Regions from separate parts of the Homo sapiens genome. Here region 2 is linked to region 1. The links are chromatin loops, found by intact Hi-C in ENCODE. Cell type or tissue: breast epithelium. All regions are shown on one strand. Each heading gives the region's core, and the rest is flanking DNA. Links, peaks and the distances in the headings are about the cores only.

What was found. A loop is a pair of places that touch in the nucleus more often than their neighbours do. Peaks named below come from ENCODE experiments on the same cell type or tissue, not always from the same donor. Only the 100,000 strongest peaks of a DNase experiment are listed, where the experiment ranks them.
Region 2: it touches region 1 in a loop (4-fold over the local background); 3 of 110 quality-filtered maps call a loop at or near these places.

What each region holds. Positions count from the first base shown.
Region 1 is chr2:60,483,834-60,495,652 of GRCh38, reverse strand. The region is part of intron 2 of BCL11A (BCL11 transcription factor A); the gene reads left to right. Among named protein-coding and RNA genes, the nearest start is that of BCL11A, 64 kb to the left of the region's middle. RefSeq lists enhancers at 1,246-1,745, 1,746-2,247, 9,878-10,377, 10,378-10,879. In breast epithelium, for the core only: no CTCF peak of the experiment used is centred there; DNase peaks (open chromatin) are centred at 3,892 and 6,162.
Region 2 is chr2:60,329,871-60,341,689 of GRCh38, reverse strand. No RefSeq gene overlaps it. Among named protein-coding and RNA genes, the nearest start is that of MIR4432, 52 kb to the left of the region's middle. RefSeq lists an enhancer at 4,506-4,695 and a silencer at 5,066-5,115. In breast epithelium, for the core only: no CTCF peak of the experiment used is centred there; a DNase peak (open chromatin) is centred at 5,663.

The DNA.
Region 1 (11,819 bases), core at 2,543-10,542:
CGTTATATGTAAGCATCACAACAGGCAGAGAATGTCTGCACCCCACCCTGGAAAACAGCCTGACTGTGCCCCATGGGCAAACCAGACTAGTTTATAGGGGGTTCTACTCTGAGGTACTGATGGACCTTGGGTGCTATTCCTGTGATAAGGAAGGCAGCTAGACAGGACTTGGGAGTTATCTGTAGTGAGATGGCTGAAAAGCGATACAGGGCTGGCTCTATGCCCCAGGTGTGCATAAGTAAGAGCAGATAGCTGATTCCAGTGCAAAGTCCATACAGGTAATAACATAGGCCAGAAAAGAGATATGGCATCTACTCTTAGACATAACACACCAGGGTCAATACAACTTTGAAGCTAGTCTAGTGCAAGCTAACAGTTGCTTTTATCACAGGCTCCAGGAAGGGTTTGGCCTCTGATTAGGGTGGGGGCGTGGGTGGGGTAGAAGAGGACTGGCAGACCTCTCCATCGGTGGCCGTTTGCCCAGGGGGGCCTCTTTCGGAAGGCTCTCTTGGTGATGGAGAATTGGATTTTATTTCTCAATGGGAATGAAATAATTTGTATGCCATGCCGTGTGGACTCCCAAAATTGTAAAGGAGGTGAAGCTTCCCCTGTCTGCACTCTCCCCTCCTCATAATTGTCCATTTTTCATCTGTCGGGCTGTCCACCCATCCATCACATATAGGCACCTATCAGGTACCAGCTACTGTGTTAGGATCTGTGTTCCCAACTGACTTGCCTCCCCCTGACGTCATATTCTTTTCCTTTTTCCTCTCCCTTTTCCCTTTTCTTCTGACCCAAACTAGGAATTGGGGAAAGGGCCTGATAACTTTGTTTCTGCTGAGGTGTAACTAATAAATACCAGGAGGCAGCATTTTAGTTCACAAGCTCGGAGCACTTACTCTGCTCTAGGAACTTTACAAATACGCACTCATTTTATTTTCATACAAACCCTATGAAGCATATACTATTATTATTCCTATTTTACGGATGAGTCCATATTTTAAATTCCAGCTGAAGAAAGAACATTTGGTGATAAATCATTAGGAATGAGCTAGGAGTTATTTGTCATCACAGAACCAGTCTGTATTGCCCCAAGTCTGGCTTTGCCAATTGGAGATTAGGGAGATGGAATGAACACTTTTCGTCCCCTTTGATATCTCATCTCACTGAGCTCTGGGCCGTTTCCACTCTTCTCTCCCCATACTCCCATCTTGGCAAAAATTGCATAAGATTTATAAGACATTAGGGTATTGGAGATAATTTATTACAACCTCCTTGTTTACAGAGGGGCAACCCAGGTCCAGAGTGGGGAGGTGACCAGGCCATGGTCACTGCCCAGTTTAGAGGCCATGCACAGATGAGAAGCCAAACTCCCAGCTCCCAGCCCACGTCTTCCCACTCTCCCATGTGGCCTGTCAGCATCACCCTCTCTCACTCTTGCTTAGCCTGTGTAGCTCAAGGATGTATTTATTGCCCTAGGCGTAAGAATGTGCTCAGGTTTCTTAAGTAATGTAGGTGTGCCTCACCCATGGGGCTTCACTTTCTCTCTGTTTATTGCCAGTAGTGGTCTCTGTTCTGTTTTCTTCAGTTTCTCCCCCTTGCATTGTTGTCTAAGATGGCTGTCCTGTCTTTTGTCCACTTCCCCTCCACTCCCCGTACCTTCCTTTAATCAGCTTCCGCCACTGCCTGAGGCCACTCAGCTCTGGTCCCACTGGAGGCCCTGTCTCCCCCAGGGGTCCTTCTGCTTCCTGTTCACCTCTGATCCCCCAGCCCTGCCATGGCCAAGCTGATGAGGATGGGGGAGGGGGAGGCAGGGGGAATCTTAATTTCCTGCACTGAAGCTTTGCTGTCCACAGCACTGGGCAGCAGCTGCCTCCCTGGAGTGTTGTGTGAGACCTTGATGCTGTCTTTCTTCCCAAGGCCTTTGGCAAGGTAGAAGTCATCTCCTTGACTCTCCATGCTGCTAATGGGGGAGGTCAACTAAGTCCATTTCTGAGCTAGTGGGGGCTCTTAGGACTCCGAACACCACACTTAAGTTATCTCTGACCCAGAGTCCAATTTATTTGGCCTGATTCAAATGAATGCCCATTTTAAGAATGTTTTGGGGTCTCTTCCCATCATTTCCTTAGTGTAGTGGAGAGGTTTCTATTCGGAATAGGATGACATTTGGTAGCTGAGCCAAACAGATAGCTGGGATATAGGGTTTGGAGTTGAACTCTCCAGGGAATGGGGTGGGAGGGGGGCAGCCTGGAGGATGACAAAATGAGGGCTCCCTGGACTCAAACTCAAAACCTTTTCTGTGTTCTCGAAATGCCTTAGATGTTTACCTAAGAGAAATGTAGACATACATTCCTATAAACACATCTACACAGTGTCCATTGTAGCACTGTTCATAGTGGTCAAAAAGTGGTCACAACCCACATGGCAACCAATAGGTTGAATGGATAAACGCCCTATGGTGGAATACAACTCAACAGTAGAAGAATGAAAGAGTAACACACTCCACACCATGGATGAATCCCAGAATCATTCTGCTCTGTGGAAGAAATTAAACACAAAAGACGATATCCTGTATGAGTCCATTTGTAACAAATTCTAGAATTCTCAACACTGTGGTGGTAGGTGGGGGTTCAGTGGTTAGAAGGAAGGGGTCAGAGGGTTAGGGAAGGGGATTGACAGCAAAGGGGCATGAGGGGGCTTTCTAGACTGGTGGACGTGTTCTGTATCTTGATTTTGGTGGAGGCCACACAGCTGTATACAACTGGCAAATTGAATCCAACTGTACACTTAAAATGAATGACTTTTGTTGTATGTAAAGTATACCTTAATAAAGCTAAAGCGAAACAAAACAAAACACCCACCACTGGAGTGGAACCAAGTCTGTCTGTAACCTTTAACTGTTTGGGTCTCCTCAAGACTCTAGCCGTCTTTCAGGGTAGCACCAAAGTACATTTCAGGGAAATGAGAATGCCCTTTGTATTCTGAGATTTTATAGAAGTTGGTAATGACAGAGAGAGAGAGAGAGAGAGAGAGAGAGGGAGGCCCACTGAGATGGGGTTATCCACCATAAGCAGAGCATTTGGGTCTGAGAAGCGCATGAGTACTGGTGAGTATGTGAGGAAGGAGAGAGCAAGGGGAGGAAATCTGTTTTCCTAGAATTCCAGCAGGCTTCAAAAAGTAAAAAGGGGAGGGAGTACCCAACTAAGTTTTTTTCTTCCCTAGAAATACATTTATTCTAAACATTAGCCCAATTAGTTGTCTTTTGTTTGTTTGTTTGTTTGTTTTTGAGACAGGGTCTCGCTGTGTTGCCTAGGCTAGAGTGTAGTGGCATGTTCATAGCTCACTGCAGCCTTGATCTCCTAGGCTCAAGCCATCCTGTCACCTCAGCCTCCTGAGTAGCTGGGACGACAGGTGCATGCCACCATGCCTGGCTAATTTTGTAGAGATGGAGTTTCTCCCTGTTGCCCAGGCTGGTCTTGAACTCCTGGGCTCCAGTGATCCTCCTGCCTTGACCTCCCAAAGTGCTGGGATTACAGGCGAGAGCCACTGTGCCTGTCACCAACTCAGTCTTATTCATCAGTATGTCTTCTCCTTAAGCGGAGATGCTAACAATGTAGCATCTCCTGTGCTGAATTCCTGTAAAGTGAGGGTTTTTGTTTTTCCTACATCCATCTTCCTCTCCAGATTCCCTCTCAATTTCCAAGGTATTTAGCGTAAATGCAATATCTGAACTTCATTTATTTGGCAGATTTGTGTGGACTGCCTTTTCTGAACCTATTTGGGTGCTAAGGACTGTATGGATTTGGGTTCTTAACATGGAAAACGTCTGTGCCTGCGTAGTGTTGGGTCCTACCTGGCCACTTGGCTCTCAACACGGAGTGATGATGCCTAGGGTGTTTTGACGTGGGCAGTCAGCCCAGCCTGGAGAACTGAGGGGAGCATTTCTTTCTTTTTTTTTTTTTTCTTTTTTCTTTTTTTGGTGAGACGGAGATTTACTCTTGTTGCCCGGGCTGGAATGCAATGGCGCGATCTCGGCTCACTGCATCTTCTGCCTCCCAGGTTCAAGCGATCTCCTGCCTCAGCCTCCCGAGTAGCTGAGATTACAGGCATGTATTACCATGCCCGGCTAATTTTGTATTTTTAGTAGAGACGGGGTTTCACTGTGTTGTCCAAACTGATCTTGAACTCCTGACCTCAGGTGATCCTCCTGCCCCGGCCTCCCAAAGTGCTGGGATTACAGGTGTGAGCCACAGCGCCTGGCCGGGAGCATTTCAAATGATAGTTAGGACTTCCTTTTACTGTACTTAATAGCTGAAGGGGGCCAAAAGTGTCCATGTTTGCTGCCCTCTGGCATCAAAATGAGGTCCTTTTTAGTAGTGCTGCATTTAAAACAGCATTAAGAATACGTTTTTAGAACTTAGCTTTTTGCATTGAGGATGCGCAGGTGGCTGAGACTAACTTCTTTGCAGATGACCATGGTTGAAAGTCAGCTATAGAGTTGCACAACCACGTAGTTGGGCTTCACATATAGAAGATGTTGTCATTTTTTGGTAACTCTGTCAGACTTTACCAACCTGGCGCACAGTCTGGTTGGCACATAAACTTCACATTTGCTCTTCTCCAGGGTGTGGGGTGGCTGTTTAAAGAGGGTGGATATTCATGCTAATCTTTGTGTAGCATAACATGTTACTGCAACTTGCTTTTTTTTTTTTATCTGAAAGTTCAAGTAGATATCAGAAGGGAAATGTTTGTGGGTGCTAAGAAGGTTAAAATTACCATTTTGAACAGAAATGATATTTGGAAAAATAACTTCCCTTTTAGGAAGGTAAATCAGTCATTTATATGCTATTTGTTGAATTCCTAGAATATATGAATATCATGTCACATGCTGTGCTGGTACTTTCAAATATAATAGAAGCAAGTAGGAGAAAGAGTCCCTGTATTGAAGAAACTCATTGGGAACACATGAAATTAATTAGAGGCATAGAGGGTTAACCAGCAATGTAAGGCCTAGATATGAGTCAGGGAGTGGTGCATGGGATGAGTGTTCTATGAGGTTGGAGAAGGATGAGATTGATTCTTCTTGCTAAGGTGACTAGGTAGACCTTCATTGAGGCCTTGAAGTATGAGCAGGATTCCAGGAGGTAAGAGAAGAAGAAGAAAAGCCAGGAAGGAAATGAGAACGGAAGGGATTTTTACTTGGGCAGAATATTTTCCTTGATGGGTACGGGGAACTAAGACTGGAATAGAAAATTGGAGTTGGATTGTGGAGCTCTGGAATGATGGCTTAAGGAGTTGGACCATATCCTATAGATCACAGAGGGCTGCTGAAATACTCTGATCAGAAGACAAAGGCAGCATGCTAGGGGATGTTAAGTGAGGACTCTGCAAAGGGGGTGGATGAGTTGTTGAAATTCTCTGTTATACCCTTCATGCCGAGTTCTCCCCTGTTGACTTATATGTTCTAGAGGATGGAGTTGGTTGACCGTAGGGTTTCCTTTCACTAGCAGAATGGAACCAGATATTGTAGGAGCCTAGCACATGGGTCTGTTACTAATATAGAGGACTGTTTAAATCTTGGAAAGCTTTCCTTTTGCCTTTGCCCCCATTGCAGATGGGGAGTGGGCAGGAATGACGTTCAGAATCAAGGGCCCATCAGGGTCTGTATTGGTCCCTTGTCCCTCTCCTCCAGTCCATCCATGTTGGGATACTCAGGGCATGGATGGTGTTTCATGATAGCATTTATCATTTTGATGATATGTGACAAAATAAGGCAGGCATCAAAATTCATATCCCTGTGATCTCTCTTTAATAGTGTCCTCCTGCTTTGGGGGTTATTAAGCTAGCCTGAACTTGAGTAAACATTTTTGGATGGGGTGAGAGGGGGGCTGATAAAAGTGGTTAGTAAATAGACAGTTGGAAAGGAGAACGGCCCGGGGGCTCAGGAGATGAGCCAGGGAACAAGGAAAGCAGAGATGCTAGTGACCCAGAGTGTCCTAGAGGGGAAAGAACCTCTGTTAGAATTTCAAATGTCAGACTTTCTTTTCAGCTTCCTTCAGGTGCTTCCTCTTCTACTCAGAATTTTCTTTTGAGATAGGTGCTGGTCAAACAAGCTTTTGTTTGTGGCTGGTCACTTGGCACACAGTGTGGCTGTTTGTCATCCTGGATGATGAGGCAGCTATTTTAATGGCACGCAGGGCCGCCGTGTGTTTACTGCCAAGAAATAAGGGCTTCTAGGAGACTTGGTGGCTTTAGGAACAAACTTCCAGCGGCAGAAATTAGTTAGGAAGCAGAGTAGCACTGGGTTCCAAATGCCTCTATTGTATGAATTTGGATATGTTGTGGGCAAAATGACATAAAAGAAATGGAATGAGAAATAGTGTAAGTGACTGACAAGGACCCCATTGGCATGTGGGCTAGTGTTGACTGGCTCTCACAGTGTGAATTTAGTTAGGTGTTTCCACTTTATTTTCCCCAAACTCTAAAGCAACAGTTTAATTGGGGTCTAAGGTACCCTTTAGAAACATTTTGACCACCTATTATTTAGGACACACAGCATTTTTTTTCTTTGAAGATAAATTTGTTTTGGGTATGGCTGGGTGTGGTAGCTTATGCCTATAATCCCAGCACTTTGGGAGGCTGAGGTGGGTGGATCACCTAAGGTCGGGAGTTTGAGACCAGCCTGACCAACATGGAGAAACCCCGTCTCTACCAAAAATACAGAAATTAGCCGCGTGTGGTGGCGCATGCCTATAATCCCAGCTACTTGGGAGGCTGAGGCAGGAGAATCGCTTGAACCCGGGAGGCGGAGATTGCGGTGAGCCGAGATTGCGCCATTGCACTCCAGCCCGGGCAACAAGAGCGAAACTCCACCTCAGAAACAAAAAACAAACAAACAAACAAACAAACAAACAAAATCGTTTTGGGTAGCAGTGGCTTTAGGCTGTTTTTGGATCTTTGGCTATTGATACTGATTTGAAATTTTTTGTTATTATTTTCATGTTAAGCAAAACTAGAAAGTTTTACCGAATTCCCCTGCAGTACAGTAAGTATTTTCTTTCATTGGGGGAAGCAAACTATTTACAGCCATAACAGGGTTTCCAGTGAATTGTATAAGTAGCACTGAGTTCTGTGTCAGCAAAAAATGAAACAAAAACTGATCATAGATGACATTACCTAAATGACAGTACCTACGTGTGTCCTTTCTTTCACATTTGCTGTAATCCTGTTATGGCATTGTCCTATTATCTCAAGTACTGTCATCTTTAAATGCTGTCAAATTGTAACTGGATTGCCAAGGACAGAGGAGAGGAACCAGGGAGGACACAATGGCAATTCCCACTGCACCAAAGAGACGGTCTTCTTCCCCCTCTCACAGTCTGAATTCTTGGAGACATTGTTCAGTTAAAATCATGACTCAGGTATCTTTTACAGGCTTTGATGAAATAGTCAGATTCACTCCTCATGTTCCTAGAAGGAAAGGAAGAAACACTCTTTGAACAGCCCGTGAGACAAACTCTTCCAGGATAATTTAAATGTTTCTACATAATGAGAATAAATTGTAAGTGTTACTGTGTTTTTAAAACCCAGGTCAAAAGTAATAGCACAGAGAGGGATCTATAAGCATTTAATATCTAATTGTTCATATATTGCTTCCCCAGGTTTAGATGAGGGCTCCATTCTAGAGTTGGGAAAACCAAGTCAGTAAACCTTTAGTGGCAGATGTTATCAGGGAGCTGGAGTTGGAGTACTTGCATTTTGTGTTTGTGCCAGCTGTCCATGTTCCTCTTCATATATTTAGACCAAATTCTTATCCAGATTTCCCATTAAAGGTTCATAAATTTCCAGTTTTCACCTTTCTGCAGCTTCCTTAGATAGAATGGTTGATGAGAAAATTACCGCATTAAAATTAAGCCTCTTGCTTTTTACATTCTGCTGCTCATAAATAAGGGAGTGGGAAATGGTTACTTTGAACACCCTCGTTAAAGGCTGGTGTGGTTGCCAGAGAATAGGGCTAACTTAAGGGGGATCCGCTAAGCCTTCTTTTTCATGCCTTTTTTTGTTTTGTTTTGTTCTGGATTTTATAAAGGCATCATTTAGTTTTCCCTTAATCTGAATCTGTATTCATTTTTAAATATCTAATGTTGATTAGTATGTTCTATTATTTATAGCCCTCCAGAAGGATCCCAAGGGAAGATAATCTACATTTGAGAAGACGATTTCCCAATTTCCATACAGATGACGAAAACGTAACTGCCCACTACACTGCTCCCCCTGCTGAATTTTCTTTTTCCACTCTCGGTGTGTGGCATTGTGGGGTGCAGACACCTGAAAGCCTGACTGGAGATGTAACATGGGCTCTGCTGACATTAGCATGAAGAGCTTAGCTAATCGACTTGCAAAATATAGGTTAGGGAGTTTTATAGGATATCAAATTATCTTACTCTTTCATTGATTAAAGGCAAAATATTACATTAACTAGATCATTACATGGGTAAAAGGTTAGAACTTCACACACTTAGGGGTGTTGCACTATCCTTCCCCTTCCTGCCTTGTGGCAAATCACAGGTTGGAGGCAGGGAAACTCACTGTGTCTAGCGCTCCTAAATGCCTGAATAGCAACGTTAGACTTAAAGGAGGGGCATTTGCCTTCGCTTTGAATCTCCCGAGTCTTTTTTATTCTGATAGAATAGTAATCTTAAAATTAAATATTAATTTGTTCTGATTCCATTTCTGTTAGCAGGGAAAAGGGCAAATACATGAAAGGGCGTGGGCTGAGCCATGGCCAGGTTTGAGAGACAGAGTGATTCGCAGTAGTCTTCCCAGGGTGTTGAGTGGGAACGTCTCCCTGGGAAGGGATGTGGTCATTCTCAGACTGTGGGCTCAGACTCTGTCACACTGTAATACCTCTGTCAACCATCTAATGCTATCAAGGCCTTCCTGAGAGAAGTTTCAGGCCCAATCCTGATGTTGAGTTGGCATGTTCACATGTCTGGTAATAATCTGCCAGCTAATCCATCATGCTGCTCATTTCTGTGCATTATTCATCTCAAAGCCAGAGGATCTCATGTCCATCACAGGGCTGTGGTCTGTGGATAGGGAAAATTTCAAGGCTTTTCTGGGCCTGATGTAGCCATTTTCTTTCAGTATCTTAGATTGGTAGGTCTTTAGAAATTATCTCTCAAAATGTGTGTGTGTGTGCCTAAGTATAGTTTTCTTGAATTTCTCACTTCAGTACTTAACTACACATATGTGCAGAAAGTGAACTCTTAGAATTTGGCTATCCGTTCTTTCTCATTGTGTGAGAAGGAGGCAAAGTTGCCAAATTGGAGGTGGGGCAAGGTGGGCCAGTAGAGCTGTGATTGGTGTCTCACTTTGATGTGTAGGAGAGAGAACAAATCACAAGTCATTCTCTGGAAAGGAGCCATGGTCCACCCACAGAACAAGGACCCTGAAATCCCCAGTACCAGTCTCCCTAGGATGTCTTGCCTTTCAGCAGCTGTTCAGTCAAATCCATTTCAGAATGGAGAACAGCTTGTCACAGTTCTCTACTCTTGACCTGCTGATAGAACAAGGGGCTTGGAGATTTTGGGTAGATATGGAAATAGATCCCTAAACATACTAAAAAGATTTTTTTTGTACGTGTGGTGGGGGAGAGGAGAACCAGAGCAGAAGGTTGGAGAAAGAAAGTTGGGGAAGGAAACTAAAATGTGCAATCTCATTCCTCAGCCTTCTTGTTGAAAATGAGAATCAGATGCAGCAATGTATTATTTCCAAGAGCTATCTGGTGATGGGATCCATCTGGTGAAGGGCTACTTCTGGGGGACCTGGAATTGCTGTGTGACCTTTGGGAAACACTTGCCTTCTCTGGGTTGAGCTCAGCCCGTAGTTCACAAGGGGCATTGCTGGTATTTATAGACTGTGTTTGACAGTCCCGAGTGAAAGGCAACTTCACTTCTCACCCCAGAATAGCAAGCGTTGTTTCTCATATCTAGGTTGCTGGGACAGCTTCCCAGGAACCTAATATTCAGCAGCTTCGTGACGTTGGATGGAGGGTTTTTCTTTTTAAATGAGTTGATTGGCTTTTGCCACTTTACACATTGTTTTCCAGGTCTAGGTTTATTTTTCCCTTATAGGTAGAATATAAAAGAGTATGGGGTCTGCCCTGGCTCACACCGTTCTGTTTTTGCAGTTAGCTTAAAGGCATGGAGGACATTCCTGGGACTAGCATCTGCTAGCCAAGAACGAAGATGACAGCAACATGGCCGTAGAGGCATGGGCCCTGCTGGGGCTAATAACCCACTGCAGGCTATCCTTGGCATTCTTGCTGGAGTGGCCTTGCTCCACCCTACCTGGTCACTGTGCCGTTCAGTCTGGGCTATGGCCTCTCACCCCACCTCATCCCATTGCATTTCATAAGCCAGTAACTCCAAGGCCAGACTTCCATTACACTCTGGATGACTGCATTTATTTGCAGTGACTTCAAGGAAGAAGGGGCCTGTTTAGGAAATTAGGCACTGGCCTGGTGAAAAGGTCAACTTGCGAAATTGTGGCTGCAAGGGATGCCTTTTTCTTCCAAGGCTATGCCTTGGTGGTGGTGGTGAGGGTGTACAAATTGTTTTTTGTATTTCCTATTTTGATTTAAATACTGTTTTTTGTTTGGTTGGTTGGTTTTTTTTTTTTTTTTTTAAGTCCTAAACAAGTGCCACAGAGGATTTCTTTTTGGCTTGAACTTGATAAAATTTGGAGCACACAAGTTTACACACATGGTCATGAACACACACCCCTTCTCCCATCTCCCCAGACCCCCAGCACATATGTTCCATAATGAGGTGTTCCTAAGTGAGAATTCCCATAATTTGAGGTTTTATACTGGAATGGTGATAAGGGCAGGAAACCTCAGCCCATGTGCATTTTTTCTCGAGTGGTTAACCTTTCCTCTCTTTCTCCTTCTTTTTTTGCCCCCCTCCAAATTCCCCCTTCTCTTAAGAAAAAACACGTGAGCCATGTTGGAAGTACAGCCTTGACCTCAGCCTCACCAGGTGCGGCTGCTGACCGGTGCAAAAAAATAGGAAATATTATTTAAAAGGCAGGGAGGGGAGAGTTTCTGTTCCACAATCACTGCTGTTTCAGTGAAAAGCAACCCGGTTTATCTGTAAAACCTACTTCCCTTTCTGGTGAATGTGGCTGTTTTTGACAGCAGAGGACCCCAGTTGTTGAGGACTAAAGAGAGAGAAGATGAGAAAGAAGATGCTGGAAACAGAGGTTGGAGAAAGAGAGGCAAGGAAGTAGAAAGGAGGAAAAGGGGAAGAGAGGAGGCAGGGGGAGAGAGGGTTGGAATTCGAGCTATTTTCAGCTGAATGTGAGTGCAGATTTCATCAGGCTTCTGGGCTACAGGGAAACTGACTGTGTGCGGACCTTGCGTGTAACTTCCTGTGAAGCAGCCGTGGTGACTGCATTTTCTGACACTGTCAGAGTCTGGACAACCCTGCCAGCTCCTAGAAGGGCAACCCAACAACTGTCACAGACGAAGCATCAAAAGCATGAGCTGTCGATAGTGACCTGCATTTGCAGAAAATCTGAGGGCTTTCTAATTAACAGAGGAGCTCTAAATTAGAGTAAAGCTGTTCGACAAGACCCCTCATACGCGGTAAGTGTCACAATGCAGATAATCATTACATCTAACAAGCTTCTGATTTTTAACAGAAGCTATGAGACCAACTCATTTATAATGGTTCAGTTTCAAAGGGGGAAAAAAAAGCAACCAAGAAAGAAAAAGAAGGAAAGAAAAAAAGGGAGAAAAGGAAGAAAGAAAGAAC
Region 2 (11,819 bases), core at 2,340-10,339, 150 kb after region 1:
ACATCAAGGCTTACAGAAAAGGGAGTGATTTCAGGGTGAGAGTAGGGTAGGAACACCTACCTACTAATGTTTCCTTGGTTTCTTCTCGGAGCTACCCTTTTCCACAGTTAATCCTGTGGTAACTCCTTGAGCTAGGTCTCATTTAACGCACAAGCATGCTGAGACTCCAAGTCGGGGTATAACTTGCTGGAGGTAAGTGGCAGAGCTGGGATTTGAACCCACATCTGACTCACTCTAAAACCTAGGCTTTTAAAATTTTTTCTTGACCAACATGGAGGAAGGCATGGCAGAAGACAGAATAGGCAGACCACTGCTCCCCGGTCAGGCCTGGGACTGACCTGGCAGGTGTCGGCCCTGGGGTCAGAACCACGTTGGAGGCTGTAGCTTCTGAGAACAGTGCTCTTCTGTCAGGACCCCACCTCACAATGGATTCAGGTACTCTCGTAACCTTGAGCAGTGCATTTAGTCTTTTTCTGAATATCAGCAGTTTTCTGAAAACTGGAGTTGTCCCAAATCCTTTGAAAACATTCGTGTGGGAAATTGGGAGCCACTCCTCCAAAGGTCACTGTCCCAATAACTGGATTTATAGAAAGGAAAGGACAGAAAGGAGCAGCCCCCACGTTCACCCCAGCCCCTGCCCATCCCAGTCTGCACAAACCTTCTTGCCACACCAGAGGCCACCTCACGCTTGGCCTCTTCTCCCTGGCACGGTGGCTTACACAGGAAAAGCCAAAGTGTAATTAGTTAATAGCAGAGCTCCTCTGTTAATGGAAAGGGCATTTCAAACTTACTTATGCAAACTGATACTGTGGGATTTGTCAGAAACCATCAATAGGATGCAACAGAGAGGACTCACAGGTCATTTGTCAAATGGGGACAAACCTTGTCTCATTTAAGCTTTGAGACCCAGAGTGGCTCTCTGAATTGCTGGCCTGCTGGGATGTAAGAGCACTGGGGGAGGAAGCTGGGACCCCTTTTTGGAGCATCTTTTCCCTCATAACAGTTCTGGTCAGGACTGCTACATACCCAACAGGCATGATCTCAGCTGTTCCTCACCACAACCCAATGAGGTAGTTACTAGTACTGTCCCTATTTTATAGCTGAGGAAACTGAGACTCAGACAGGTAAGTACCTAGACTAAGGTTAAGTATCTAGTCAATGGTGAGCCTGGAACATGAGCCCAAGATTGCTTGAATTCCAGGTCTAGGTGGTTAAACACTTTCCTGGTACCTTTCCATTCAGCAGTTGGCCTACTCTAAAACCTAGGTTACTAATAGAAGATGACAGGGGATCCTCTGAGACTGGTTATTTATCACCACACCTCTTTTCTCCTCTTCTTGGGCTCATGGCCACACTATATTTCCCAGACTCCCTTGCAGTTGGGTGTAGCCATGTGACTGAGAGCTGGCCAATGTCATGTGAGTAGAAGTGTTTCTCCTCTACCCCCTTAGGTGATCTTCATGCTCATTCCATGGCTAGAATGGAAGTGATTTCCAGGACCACCTTGAGAGCCATGTGTTGAAGGTAGTTGATCCATAAATCAGAAAGAGCCTGGGTCCCTGATTCACCACTTGGAGGAGAATGTTCCTACCAAGCATACCTGTATCACACTCTTTTATTGGGTTAACCCACTTATATATGAAGGTTTACCAGTTGTAGAAACTGATGTTACCTTAAGCTATGCAAGTGTTACCCATCAGGAAGGGGTTGGATGGCCACTGAGGAGCTGAGGGCATGACCCTGAATACTCCCTCTGATTAACTTGCCTAGGGAGGAAGGGGTGAGGAAGCTCGGTCTTTCTTGCTGCACAGATTCAGGTTTGGGTGCAAGGCTTAATGGATTAATGAACCTTGAACAATTTAATTTTTCTAAACATCGCTATTTTTCTGAAAGTTAGAATGATATTTGCATCATTCTGTATGAGTTTAATTTAGTCAACAGATTTTGTTGAGCACTTACTCTGTGTTGATAATTGATCTAGGTGCTGGGGAGAGGAGCAGTGAGCAAACACAAAATCCCTGCCTGTTTAGAACTGATCTTCTAGTGGTGGTGGTTGGGGCTGGGAGCAGCTGGACAGTGAATTACTAAGTAAGTATGCCATGTGGCGATTAGTGATGTGGGGAACTAATAAAGCAGAGTTGGGGGAGTGAGAATACCAAGCATGATGGGTGGAGGGCAGGTGGTCAGGGAAGGTGTGTCTACTTGCAGACATTTGAGCAGATACCTGAAGATAAAGAAGTGGGCCATGGAGATCTTTGGGGAAAGGGTGCTGCAGGCAGAGGGACTGGTCAGTGCAAAGGCCCAGGCCAGAGAGCATGTGTCATGTTGGAGGAGCAGCGAGGTGGCCAGTGTGGCTGGAATGGTGAGGGCCAGGGTAAGTGTGGTCATGTTGGAAAAAGCATCCTTCACACCACCTGCATATATGTAGATGGCCCACAAATGTTGAGTCCTTTCTTCCTAGATGACAGCTTTGTAGTCTCCCAGGGAAATCCTCATTGGTAAAAACAAACAAATAGATGAAAATTGAAGCAAATCAAACACAAATTTTCTTTATTGACTGGCTGATGCCTGAAATTTCACTAGGAGACATTGTCCTTTTAGTCCAAGGCTCTAGTTCCTGTATCATACAAATACTTCTGGCAAAGGATAACATTCCAAGCCATTTTGGTCATTAAACCTTAAAGAGGTTGATTTCAAATTTGGTTGAGGTTAGTGGAGGAGAAGGGTCTGAGAGATCTGGTTGCCTGGAGAGGATTGAAGTAAAGATCAAGAGAGGGCCAGGGAAGGAGGGCAAAGGGGTGTGTGTGGAAGCTTAAGCCTGTGTGTTTTGAAGCTCCTCTATGCTATAGCTTTATGTGGGTGTCAAAGGAATTTACATCTGCAGACATCACTGATTCTCAGAAAGGATTGCTCCTAACTCACAAGTTTGCTATATATTGAGTGAATGAATGAATTTTCTATATCCCCAGGAAGGGATGATCCTTGCCTCCCACCCTGTCACTGAAGACCAGGAGAAGAGTGATCCCCCGAAATGCCCTCAGCTCCTGAAATGCCCACTGTCAACATTCTTGGTTACAGACAACGGCAACACCTGTTTCAAGAATAAAATGGATCTATTGAATATTTGGGATCATTAGGAGTTGAGGGGCAGGGAAAGCAAATTCCAGGTTAAGTTTCCAGAAAAAGTGCCCCAACCGCACTGTAGAACTGGCCTGAAGATGAAACCACCATTGCAGCTACTGAGAACTCAATGATAAGAACTTGTCATTTCTACCCTGTGCACTGCTGCTTCCCAAGAACTGATGCTACCGTGTCAGCGAAGGGATTCCCTTGCTGAGCCCAGTTCCTTACACTGCTCACTTCATTTCTAAAGCAAAATCTTATGCAGGTGTGTACAAAGACAGAACTATGTCACAGGCCTGCATTCTAACTGCAAGAGAGGCTGGCAGTTTGAGTTGTGACTACAATGGGGAGGCAAGAATGCTATCATGAGATTTTCCCCCATTATAGAAAGGATTGGCAAAGATAGAGCCAAAGTTCCCTGTAGGAGATGTGTACAGAAGGTCTGATGAAAATTCGAAGTCTTATTCAGAACAAAAGGCCTAGATAACCTTCCAGGGACCCTGGAAAGAATGATGCCTAGGAAGGTGGCTTCTGTCATGAAGTGATCACCAACCATGGCAATGTCAACTGGGGAATGGCAAGGGGGAGTGCTGGGCATAGGGTCCAGCTCCCAGGAAACTAGAAGGAGCCCAGGAAGCTAGAAGGCAAGCTTATGTCAGCTTGGTCTTTTTAACAGGGCTCCACCCTGCCAAGAGAACAAGGCCTACATGGGAAATTATGAAGAACACACACACGCAAAAAAAAATCTGAGTTTGCTTTGTGTAGGGATTTAATTACTGACTTATCCTGATGCTTATGTATACTTGCAGCTTAGAAAAGTGAAGACATCTTTCTGGGACAGTTCTGGGAAACAGAAGCCCATGCGCACTAAAAGGAACCAAGGAATGTTTTCCATGTATCCTGAGCTGGACACCAAACAAATGTGTTCCTCTTTCTTTGCTCACTTAGAAGTCTTCTTCCTGTCCTGGGTTAATTGACTTCAACTTTGAAGGAGATGATGTTTATTTTCATCTTCGAATCTGACCTGATACCATTTAGAAATTATGAATAAATTTTAATACATTGGAACCCTATGTTAAACCACAATGCATGAGTGGATGAGTCACAATTCCAAGACAGCTCAATGCCCCACACAACTAAGACACAGATGACTTTGGTGCTCCCCAAATCACTTTCCCATGAAGGGCAAGGTTCTCTCGGCAGGGTGGGGCATGGTCAGAAAGGAGAACTTCAGCTTCTGCTTCAAAACAAGCTTCCAGGCTCAGATGGGCCCTGCTGTCTCAAACACTGCTCTTCACCCTGCCACGCTTTGTCCTTGCTGGGCTCGCCATCCTTCAAGGGCCCCCCTCCAGGAAGCTGCCCTCTCGTGGCAGGCATCTTGCTGGTAGCTCCCAATTATTTTGTGAGATGGGATGCAGAACAGAGTTGCTTTGGAAGCCCTGGAGGGTATTGAGGGTCTGACTTTTGGGCCGCAGGACCTCTGCAAAGCCTGATTCCTTGAAGACATCACTTTGACTTACTTGGTCCCAGAGCCTGTCTTGTTTTTAATTTCCCTGCTAAGTTTCTGTTCTCCAGCAACATATAACCCCCTTTTTCTACTTCAGTAACCTCAGTGGTAGCTCTCACCATGTTAAACAACGGTCTGATTTGGCATGGAAAAAAAGCAGTCAATTGTTCCCTTTAAATCTTAATGTTTTCAGCCCTGGGAACATTTGAAGTAACTATTTAATGAGAAGACTTCTGGTGAAGCATAGGTAAGATCTTAAAGGCTCTAATTGCTCCCCAGAGAAAGCTGTCAGGGCTAAGTAACCTCATTCAGGTTGTGTACGCAGAGCAGGGAGAGCAAAACAAGGCAGAAGTGAAGAGTGGAGGCTGAGGGGGCAGAAGTCACAGAGACTTCTCGAACCTGGAAGTATTTCTGGAGTTGTGCCTTGCACTGTCTGTTTTGGGTACCTGCTGGCTGACTGCTATGCCCCCAAATGGTCAAACAAATGACTTACTCTTTCCTGGGTCTAGTTGCCTTCTAATTTGGAACTCAAATTATAGTTCTTTCTTCTCCTCTTTCATTTAAATACAAAGCAAAACAAAACAAAATCTGAAACTATTTTTCCTTCTAACCCCCACGTGAACTTTTTATTCCTTTTATTTTTATTCATTTGCTTATTCACTGCACAAATATTCATCATGTTTCCCCGGGGTTTCAGGCACTGTCCTAGGCACTAGGGATGCACCCTATTGTTTATGCATTGTTGATTTAGTGGCAATAAGATAAATTTCTGCACAAGGGACAAGATAACAGATGCACACCCCATCTGCTGCCAGGGGGCACCTCCTAAGCCAATATCCCCTGCCTCTAAGTTTGGGCTGTGTGAGGTAGAACAGGGGAGTTCTGCCATACAATAGTAATGTTCACTGTGTGCCCAAGGCACGTGGAGAGTGAGGCACTTTGGAAATTGGGCTCAAAATGACTTCTTATTTAACTGAAACAAAAAGCCCTTTGTGTGAGCCTTGCTCCCTCCAGTCCATGGAGGCGGTCTGTTTGCTCTGACAGCAGCCCCGCAGTCCCTGAGCTGCCTCAGGTGAAATGCTGCCTGGTTGCCAATGGCCACACTGCTTGTGACCATTACAGGGCCTAAGTGGGTTTGGGAGCCATACGCTTGGAATTAAGTAAGAAAAATGGAGGCGAAAGCAGGGCACTCTGCAGCCTGTACTATTCAGTCTTCTCTTGATGTGACTGAGACTTAAATTGGGAAGTATTTGGCTGATGGCGAGGTCAGATAAACGTTACGGATTTGATGTAATCCCAGACCTCAGACTTGAAACGGAGCTTGACCCTTCCCTTTGAGCACTTTTATGCAATGCTACTGGACATGTAGTAACAAGAAAGGAAACAGAGGGAGGATATCGGTGCAGCCACGTGTTGAGTCTGGGAGAGAAAATGACAGCGGGAGCAAGATAGGAGATGTGAATCAAATCAGGGGTTGAAACAGCAAAAGAGAATTCCACAAAGTTAGAGCTAGTGACGGGGATGATATTCCATGATACGATTTTGGGGAAGGGGGCTAGGAATGTCATCTGGCTGTTTAGAAATCCAGTATAACCGTATGGCCTGAAATTCAATGTATAATTATTACAAATTGCACTTATGTGTCCTCGTAAGGCTAAGTGTGGGGGTGGGTGGAGCAGCTTTCACTTTGCCTGGTTTTCACACGGGGAAACTGAGGCACAGGAAGTTTCTATGACTTGCTCGGGGTTGTACAACTGGTGGCTAAATTTTGTATAAAATATAGTGTGTGTATCCTGTCTTTCCATGGTGATGATGCCTTGAATTTGTCAAGTACATTTGCATTTATCATCTCATTGGAGCAGCCCAACAACCCTGCAGGAGGTGGAATGTGTGAGAAAACCAAGGACCAGTGAACACTGAAAATGGACTGGAATTCCCAATTCTTGGGCACTTTCTATGTGCTTTGTGCCTTGCGCATGCTGTCTCAAAAAATACCATCTTTTAAAGATATAATTTATCGCTCTTTTGGAGATGGGGAGGCTGAATTTTGGGAAGGGTAAGAGATATGCCCAAGAGCACCCAATTGGTAAATGGTAGACTTGAGATGCAGCTCTAGGTGTATGACCCTGAAGCCTGGGCTGTTCCATGACAGCAGATGACTCCTACCACCTGCTACCTGCCTGTGGACACCCGGCAGCCCATCAGGGCAGAGTTGGCCTTAGAACTCCATTTCTCCACTCCTAACGTTTCCACCAGACCAAGCAGCTTGCACAATAACAGCTTTGTGGTGAATAGCAGAAGTGTGGAATCCGAGAGGCCTGAGTTTGGTTCTGGGTTCTTCTACATGCTAGCAAAAGGTCTAGGGTAATTCTTCGGTCTCTCACAGTGGTCCAGTTGCCACCTGTATAAAATAAAGATGAAAACTCCCCCCTGGAAGGACTGTAATGAGAATTAGTGCGTGTAAACTGCTGACAGCTCTCAGGGTGTGGTGAGCGCTCAAGTAGTGATGGGTGTAGGGAGGGACAGCTGGGCGCTTGTTTCCTGACTTGGTCTCTACATGTTGCCCTGTCCTGTCTTTCTCATTTCCACAGGTAGGCACACAGTTTCCTTTACTTATTTTTGAGAAAGGGTCTTGTTCTATCACCCAGGCTGGGGCATAGTGGTGCGATCATGGCTCACTGCGGCCTTGAATCTCCTGGGCTCAAGCAATCCTCCCACCTCAGCCTCCCCAGTAGCTGGGACCACAGGTGTTCACCACCACACCTGGCTAGTTTTGTCTATTTTTTTGTAGAGACAAGGTCTTACTTTATTGCCCAGGCTGGTCGCGAATTCCTGGGTTCAAGTGATCTTCCTGCCTTGGCCTCCTAAGGTGTTGGGATTACAGGTGTGAGCCACTGTGTCCAGTGGGCACACAGTTTTGAAGCTTTCCTCTGCCCTCTCTCCTAGACCTCTCCTCTTTTTTCTTGATTTCTCTTCTGAGCTCTTGCCATGGGTATGGAATACCCTTTATTTTTCAGTCATATGTGCCACAGCCAATGTGTGAGGGTGCAGAACGGAGCCATCAGCTTCCCTTCTCCTGGAGCCCCTCTTTGGCTTCTGTATCCATCAGGGTTCTTCAGAGAAACAGAACAAGGGGCTGGCAAGTCAGAACCCTGGGGGGCAGGCTGGTGGGTTGGAAACTCTCAGGCAGGAGCTAAAGCTGCCCTTGACAGGTGGTATTTCTTCTTTCTCAGGGGAACCTCAGTTTAGTTTTTAAGGCCTTTCAACTGATTGGATGAGGCCTACCCACATTATTGAGACTAATTTCCATTACTTAAAGTTATCTGATTATAGAGGCCAACCACATGTACAAACATCTCCCCAACACCTACCTTCGTGTTTGGTTGGATAATTGGGTAGGATAGCTCAGTGACATAGGTCCGTAGGACTCACCGTTGCAGCTTCCATGAACTGCCCTTGCACTAAAGCCCCCGTAGTGCCTCTGTCCTCCTTTTCCTCTGCCCACTCTTTAAGTATTTACAGTCATCAAGGTTCCATAGCTGGCACTTTGCTCATTCTAGATGCTCCTCCAGGCAGCCTTGTCTCCCCGCGGTTGCTGAACTATGGCTTGTATGCTAGCAATTGCCTAGTTCTCATTTCCGGAAACCTATTTCTGCTCAGCCACTGAGCACCTGCACGGGATGCCCCCACTCCCTCAGCTCCCACCTTATCCCCCACTCCCTCCTGTCCACTTTCCGGGATTCTGCTCTTTCCCTTCACTTGGTCACCCCAACCAGAAATCTGGCTGCCATTCCTGACTCTTCCCTCTCCCTCTCTTGTCACATTCAATGGGTGACCAAGTCCTGATGATTTCTACCTATTAAATATGTCATTCACCTAGGTAAGAAAATATTTATTGGTTATCTACACACAGCACAGACCTAGGCTCTAGGGAGTTCTTAATCTTGGCACTATGGACATTTTGGGTCAGATAATTCTTTGTTGTGGGGAATGTTCTGTGCACTGTATGATGTTTAGCAGCATTCCTGTTGTATTAGTTGCTAGGGCTGCCCTAACAATGCCACAGGCTGAGAGGCATAAGCCATGGAAACTTATTTTCTCAAAGCTCTGAAGGCTGTAAGTCCAAGATCAAGGTGCCAGTAGGGTTGATTTCTCCTGAGGCCTTTCTCCTTGGCTTGTGGGCTGCAGCCTTATTGCTGTGTCCTCATGTGGCCTTTCCTCTGTGCGACCACATCCCTGGTTCCTTTCTTCTTCTTATAAGGGTGCTGGCCTTATTGGATTAGGGCCCCACTCTAAAGGCCTCACTTTAACTTAATCACCTCTTTAAAGACCTTATCTCCAAGTACATTTACATTCTTAGTTACTGGGGATTAGGACTTCAACATAAGGATTTTAGGAGGGGCAAATTCAGTCCATAAAACTGGTCTCTACCCACTAGATGCCAGTAGCATCCCTTACTCCAAGTTGAGACAACGAATAGTGTCCCCAGATACTGCCAGATGTTCCCTGGGGGCAAAATGGACCACGGTGAGAATCGCAGCTCTATACAACAGAAAGTTTCTGACAGTGACTGCACATTAGAATCACTTGGAGAAATTAAAACCAAACCACCCACAGAGATTCTGATTTAATTTAATTTTGGGTGAGACCCAGGCAGGGATATTTCGCAAAAGCATTCCTGACTATTCTAACTTGCAGCCAGAGATGAGAACCTTCTAGGACCATTAGAGTGAACACGACAGACATTAAATAACAAATTTTGTGATTAAAATTTTAAAGCACGATTAAGATTATATTATGCATACTCTTTTGTAACATTCTCTTTAAGTATCTTGAACATTTTCTTATGCTGTTAGAGAATCTGCAATAAAAATTTTCATGAGTGTATAGTTGAATGTGCTGCAAGTCACATAATCGAGGCCCTATTATATATTTTAGAGGGTTCAAACTCTCCTTTATGGACGTAATACTGCAAAGAATATTCTTGTTTGCATATCTTTGTAAGCAGCTTTGATCATTTTCTTAGCGTAAAATTTGAGAGGTAGAAAACCTGGGTCAAAAGGGTGGATATTTGTGTGGCTTTTGATACATATTACTAAATTGCCCCTCAGAAGTGTTGTATTAATATAAAGCTCTGCTAACAGAATATACAGTTGATTCTTGAAAAATATGGGGGTTAGGGGCACTGATGGCCTGTGCACTTGAAAAATTCAGGTATAACTTTTGACTCCTTGAAAACTTAACTATTAACAGCCTGCTGTTGACCAGAAGCCCCACTGATAACATAAATGATTGATTAACACATATTTTTATGTTATATGTATATATACTATATTCTTACAATAAAGTAAGCTAGGGAAAAGAAAATGTTATTAAAAAGATCAGAAGGAAAAGACATTTGCAGTACTGTGCTGTATTTACTGATAATGTAAGATGACATCATCTGTTTACAAGATGAATTGTTTGTCTGAAATAGGCAAATACAGCTGCAGACCTTGTCTATGGCACATATCAAGCAATCCAACTTTTTCCTGTAATGTCACGACTTTTCTCTGCTTCTTGGGAGTACTTCCAGCATCACTAGCAGCACTTCGTGTGTATCCCATGGTGTTATTCGAGGTTTATGGCATTGCACTAAACACGATGAAAAGTATGAGAGAACCACAAGAGATCACTTTTCACTATGATACACAATTTACTGGAGAGAGGAACTGCTCACCCGAAGATGATTAGAATCACACAGTGGCGATTTAAGTGGATACTTGTAACACTTGAGTCACCACAATAGCAACAGGAGGTATCTATGAAACGACTACAGTAGTACAGTATGTACTGCAGTTCATTTTTTGCAGCTCTGATTTAATACTATATCTTCACATTTGTTTACATATCTCTTGACTATGAATGATACCATGTATGTTCTGTATTTGTGTGCATATGTCTTGATAAATTCTAACTTTTTATAATAGATTTATGTATACTTTATGGTAGTAAATGATAAAATAGACTAGTATCTACATATGGTTTATATATTCATGACATACCTTTTTCTTAATTTTTTCGGTATTTCTAGTCTATGCAGTTCTGCAAGTCTTTTAAATAGTTGAAAAATCTTCCAAGGATTTTCAATATATATTGGAAAAAATCCATGCATAAGTGGATACATGCACTTCAAACCTGTGTTGTTCAAGGGTCAACTGTATCAAAAGTCATTGCCCTATGTCTTCACCAGCCTTGGGTATTTCAATTTTTGAAATTAAACAAAATGTAGTGCCTTGTTTTAATTTGAATTTCTTTGCTTATAATTGAAGCTAAACTTTTTTTTCAAATACTATACATTATTTGCAGTTTTCATTTTTGAGTTGCTTGTTCATGCCATTTGTCTATTTTTAACAATATTTTAATTTTTCATATATATATTTGCTAAAGCTGGTTATCAGCATATTAACTGTTATATGTTGCAAATTTTTTAAATCAAGTTAGTATTTGTCTTTGGCATTTGTATATGTCATGTTTATTTCTAGAAGTAACTTTGTTATAGTTAAGTCTATTAATATTTCTTCTCTCTTTCCCTTTCTCTCTGCTTACCATCCTTCCTAATTTTATTTATAGAAAACTTTTTCATATTCACCATCAGATCAATATTCACCTATGTTTTTGTTCTTTTATTATTATATTTTGGACATTTGATTTTCTAAATTTATTTGAAATTTTGGCATGCCATGTGAAGTAAGGATTGAATTTACATTTTCTTCCAAATAGTTACATAGTTGTCCTGAAACAACTTCTTAATAATTTTATCTTTTCCTGTTGATTTGAAATGTCACATTTTCTTAGATGAAATCCTTATCTGATTGGGTCTGTTTTGGTGCTTTCTGTTCTGTTTTACTCTGCATCGTTTTATTTGCTAGATTTCTAATTTGTTCTGGCAGATGAAGTTCAAGTTCTTCTCATTTTAAATTTTTCAAAAGAATTTTTGAAAGTCAGAATCTTTTGTTTCTTTCAGATTCTAAAAATTCCCATTGTGGTTTTGAGTAAAACTCCATTAACTTGGGGAGAATTTATAGCTTTCAGTATTACATCTTATCTTCCATGCTCATGATATAGCATTTCTAGTTTCAAATATTCTTTATGGATCTTTGTAAAGCATGTTGTTTTCTTTATAGCAGTCCCATATGTTAAATTTATT